Linked DNA regions of Homo sapiens: region 2 is linked to region 1. Evidence: read pairs that join two places in POLR2A ChIA-PET (ENCODE). Cell type or tissue: PC-9. All regions are shown on one strand. Region 1 overlaps OVOL1 (ovo like transcriptional repressor 1). Region 2 overlaps SNX32 (sorting nexin 32).

Region 1 (2,500 bases):
CCCTGTCACTCCAAGTCAATATTGACATAACAAAGGAAGGCGAGGGGAGGGTGGTTGGGGGGGTGGGTGGGGGAGCGGTTCAAGGTGGCTTCCTAGCCAGTAATCCTTTCAAATCTCCAGGGTGCTTGCAACCATCTTCACCTCTTCCCAGGGGAAAGATTCTGCCCCGGGAGTAAGAAGCTCTAGAATTCTGCCTTGGGGAGAGAGGCTGATGGGATTGTCAAACTGGGGCCCTGGAATCAGTGCTGTCGGGCTGGGGACCAGTGTCTCTGGCCTGTAAAACCTTCTCCCAAAACCTTCTGGGAGGCTTTGAGGGTCTCAGAGGAACCTGGCAGGAAGGTCAGAACTCAAACACTCCCACATTCCTGGGCCCTCCACTGGAAATGGGGTCAACGCTTAGCTGGTCACAACTTACCAGGAATCTGTGAGGTGAACGGAAACGTGCCCAGCTGGCTCTGGGGTCATGGTTGGCTGGTGATGGAATGGCCCAGCCAGGGGACAGGCCAGCACAAAACGCACCCCCACTCTCCAGCCATCTGAGGCACCCGAGCGTGGACTGAGGACAGTCCCTTTCTCATTGCCAAAAACTGTGGGAAAACTCTCCAGTGGGCCACATGACTTTCAGAGGTAAAATTAAGTTCTCTATCTTCTACCCTTTACTTGACCCACAGGATTCTCTCCTTGCCATGGGGATGAGGACAAATTCTCCCTTCATCCTTGAGATTGGACTCCCGCCACACATCCTGGAGGAGCCTACAGAGAAGCCGGCAGGTCTCCCTCACCTGGATGGTGCCAGCGGGTGGCCTGGACCACCCAGAGGCCCTCTCCTGCACCTGACAGGAAGCCCCTGGGGCATACGTCTCCCCTGCCACTTCCACTGTGGCCACTGGAAGTGTGGCAGAGAAAATAGCTAGGACAAAAAGAAGTCAATGATTTCAACCAACGGAATTTCTTTGTCCTTTGTAAAAATCAACACATGATCTGTTACTGATTGGGATGTGAAATAAAACTAAAAATAACAGCACACTGAGCCTGGCTCAGGGCTCAGCTCACCTTTACCACGGTCCAAGTTCAGTTTATCAGATCCCAAGGAGCAGCTAAGCAGCAAGTCAAACACAGGTGAGGGTGGAGGGCGGAGGGCGGAGCGGGGAGGGGGCTCTGGCCCTCTGCGTGCCCCCACCAACCCCCAGGTAGAGAACCAGCCAGCTCACCAGGGAGTGTGGCCAAGCAAGAAGCTATACACAGAATTCTGAGCCCACACCCTAATCTGCCTCAGGTGGGGAGGCCACTCACTTCCCTTTTTGCCTCAGTTTCCCCACTGGGGTTACCAGGGTCTTCTGGCACATTCCCTTGTTTTAAGGAACGGTGGAAGAGGGGTCCCCTTGAGATCAGGTTAAGCTGTGAAACATCCTGCCAGCGCCACAGGCCACTGGGTCCTGGAAGGTCAGGCCACAAAGACCTCACCAGGACACTGTCTCCAACAGCTTATTCAGGAGGGAAACTGAGCAAGAGCCCTCACGGGGCCCCTCACTGCTGCCCTCATTTCCCCACTTTCCTACAAGGCCTGGGGCGGTGCCAGGGAGTCTGCAGATCAAGGGTCAAAGTCAGTTGGTTAATTACTCCTCCCCTCCCCCCTCGGAGGGGCTGGGCTGGGCGTTCAGAGCGTCCACGCCCCGCCCCCAAGGCCTGGGGAGGGGGCGTTCGGAAGGAAGCAGGCTTTCTCCAGACCAAAGACTTTGTTGGGGGTGGGGGAGGACAGAAGGGGTAGGAGTGTTCTTGGGGCGTTCAGGGGAAGATGCCGCTGGAGGAAGAAGCAACTCTCACAGTCGACGCTGTCTAGGCGTCTGCCAAAAATAACTGGGTACACCAGCTTCCCCGGGCCTGGCCCTCCGCTGTGGGGTGGGCTCCCTGCAGCTGCTTTCCATGCAATTGTGCCCTCCGCAAGGTGAAGGAAGTGCGTTTCTAGCAGAGGTGAGACCCGATCCCACCTCTGCTTTAAGGGCAAGCGGGGCGCAGCGGGCGCCTGTCCCACCGTCTCGGCTCACTGCGCGGGACTAGCAGCCGGAGCCCAACGAAAATTTGGGGGCCCACGCCCCCCACCGGCCCGACCCTCACTCCGACCCGGCCACCAGTGTTGTGGGGGAGGAGGAAGGACCTGTGCGAGCGGCTGAAGCTCTGAGCTTTTAACACAAATCTCGGCCGAAACTCCAGCCCGCTCCCCGCCCCCCAAAGTGGCATCGCTCCAGTGCCTTCTCCCGCCTCATGCGAGTCCCGGTTTTCTGGATTTACGACGTCGGAGCCGAGGGTCGCCTGAGCGGTGACACACCCCGCTGCCTCCTCTGTGCCGCGGTTCAGGGGGTGGGGGTAGGCGGTTCCGCGCCCCCTGGCCCTGGGAGCGGCTCCCCTTCCACCATGCAGCCCCCGCCCCGACCAGCGCTCTTCCGCCGGCCCCGCCCCCGCCCCCCGAGTCCCGGGTCGAGAGCCGCGGGCCCACCCAGCC
Region 2 (2,500 bases), 58 kb before region 1:
TGTCCGGCATGAAGGAATTGACCCTGAGGTCACTGGCCACTGTTTACAGGGTTATCTCTACATTGTTTCTCACTTTTTTTTTTTTTTTGATAGCATCTTGCTCTGTCACCCAGGTTGGAGTGCAGTGAAGTGATCTCGGCTAACTGCAAACTCTGCCTCCCAAGTTCAAGCAATTCTCTTGCCTCAGCCTCCTGAGTAGCTGGGATTACAGGCACACGCCACCACTCCCAGCTAATTTTTGTATTTTTAGTAGACACGGGGTTTTGCCATGTTGGCCAGACTGGTCTTGAACTTGTGAGCTCAAGTGATCTGCCTGCCTCGGCCTCCCAAGGTGCTGGGATTACAGGTGTGAGCCACTGCACCCAGCCCCCTTTTGTTTTTTTAATTAAGGTATAAGTTATATACAGGAAAGTGCACAAATTTTAAGTGTAAAGCACCAATTATTTGTATATGTGTATACAGCTGGGTAACCATCACCCAACTCAGATCATGATAGATATATATTTTATTTATTTATTTGGAGACAGGGTCTTGCTCTGTCACTCAGGCTGGAGTTTGGTGGCGCCATCACAGCTCACCGCAGCCTCCGTGATGAGCTGGGCTCAGACAATCCTCCTGACTCAGCCTTCCAAGTAGCAAGGACCACGGGCATGTGCCACCATGCCCAGCTAATTTAAAAATTTTTTTTTAAAAGTGCTGTAATCCAGCACTTTGGGAGAGAGGCTGAGGCAGGAGAATTGCTTGAGCCCAGGAGTTTGAGACGAGCCTGGGCAACATGGTGAGACACCCTTCGACCCCCATCTCCACAAAAAAACTTTAAAAATTAGCTGGGTGTGGTGGCACATGCCTGTGGTTCCAGCTACTTGGGGGGGGCTGAGGTGGGAAGATTGAGCTTGGGAGGTGCAGGCTGCAGTGAGCCAGGATCTCGCCGCTGCACTCCAACCTAGGTGACAGAGTGAGAAACTGTCTAAAAAAAAAAAACAAAAAAAACTAAAGCTAAATTTTTTTTTTTGAAATGGAGTTTCACTCTTGTTGCCCAGGCTGGAGTGCAATGGTGCAATCTCAGCCCACCACAACCTCCGCCTCCCGGGTTCCAGCGATTCTCCTGCCTCATCCTCCCAGGTAGCTGGGATTACAGGCGCCCGCCACCACGCCCAGCTAATTTTGTATTTTTAGTAGAGATGGGGTTTCTCCATGTTTGTCAGGCTGGTCTTGAACTCCTGACCTCAGGTCATCCTCCCGCCTTGGCCTCCCAAAGTGCTGGGATTACAGGCGTGAGCCACCGTGCCTGGCAAAAAACATTTTTTTAAACACTCCGGAAGGCTCCTTCTTGCCCCACACCCATCAATTATCTCCCACCCCAGAACTAACCACCATTCTGACTTCTATCACCATAGATTATTCTGGCGTATTCTTTTTTTTTTTTTTCGAGACAGAGTTTCACTCTTGTTGCCCAGGCTGGAGTGCAATGGCACGATCTCAGCTCACTGCAACCTCTGCCTACCAGGTTCAAGCAATTCTCCTGCCTCAGCCTCCCGAGTAGCTGGGATTACAGTCATACACCACCACGCCCAGCTAATTTTGTATTTTTAGTAGAGATGGGGTTTCTCCTTGTTGAAGCTGGTCTGGAACTCCTGACCTCAGGTGATCCGCCCGCCTCGGCCTCCAAAGTGCTGGGATTACAGGCGTGAGCCACCGCACCCGTCCTGGCCTATTCTTTTTTTTGAGACGAAGTCTCACTCTGTCGCCCAGGCTGGAGTGCAGTGACATGATCTCAACTCACTGCAACCTCTACCACTCAGGCTTATGGGATTCTCCTGCTTCAGCCTCCCAAGTAGCTGGGATTACAGACGCCCACCACCACGTCCAGCTAATTTTTGTATTTTAGCAGAGACGGGGTTTCACCATGTTGGCCAGGCTGGTCTTGAACTCCTGACCTCAGGTGATCCACCCACCTTGGCCTCCCATAGAACTGGGATTACAGGTGTGAGCCACTGAGCCCAGCCTATGCTGGCCTGCCTATTCTTGAACTTCACAGAAATGCAATTATGCATTGTGTATTCTTTTGTGCCCCTGTTCTTTAGAGAGCTCTCTACGTTGTTGAGTGGAGAAGCAGTTATTTTCATTGCTGTGTCTTATTTCATTACATGATTATATCATAATGTATGTATCTACTGTTGATGGTCATTTGGATTATTTCAAGTTTTTGGCTATTATGAATAAAGCTGCCATGAACAGTTTTTTGTTGGTTTTTTTTTGAGATGGAGTTTTGCTCTTGTTGACCAAGCTGGAGTGTAATGGCAAGATCTCGGCTCACTGCAACCTCTGCCTCCTGGTTCAAGCGATTCTCCTGCCTCAGCTTCCTGAGTAGCTGGGATTACAAGCATGGGCCAGCATGCCTGGCTAATTTTTTGCATTTTTAGTAGAAACGGGGTTTCATTATGTTGGCCAGGTTGGTCTCAAACTCCTGACCTCAGGTGATCCGCCCACCTTGGCCTTC

Evidence for each region. ChIA-PET counts read pairs that join two places held together with the same protein. Peaks named below come from ENCODE experiments on the same cell type or tissue, not always from the same donor. Only the 100,000 strongest peaks of a DNase experiment are listed, where the experiment ranks them.
Region 2: POLR2A ChIA-PET joins it to region 1 with 21 read pairs; 20 of 35 experiments call an interaction of 5 or more read pairs at or near these places.

Annotation. Positions count from the first base shown.
Region 1 is chr11:65,787,609-65,790,108 of GRCh38, reverse strand. All of the region lies in intron 1 of OVOL1 (ovo like transcriptional repressor 1), which reads right to left. It overlaps LOC124902693, which reads left to right. Exons shown (of 7, transcript XM_047427980.1): 7 at 672-1,108. OVOL1-AS1 (OVOL1 antisense RNA 1) reads left to right here. Exons shown (of 2, transcript NR_108085.1): 2 at 672-1,108. Among named protein-coding and RNA genes, the nearest start is that of OVOL1, 1.8 kb to the right of the region's middle. In PC-9, no CTCF peak of the experiment used is centred here; no DNase peak of the experiment used is centred here; H3K4me3 peaks cover 1,787 bases; H3K27ac peaks cover 971 bases.
Region 2 is chr11:65,845,496-65,847,995 of GRCh38, reverse strand. All of the region lies in intron 1 of SNX32 (sorting nexin 32), which reads right to left. Among named protein-coding and RNA genes, the nearest start is that of CFL1, 11 kb to the left of the region's middle. In PC-9, no CTCF peak of the experiment used is centred here; no DNase peak of the experiment used is centred here.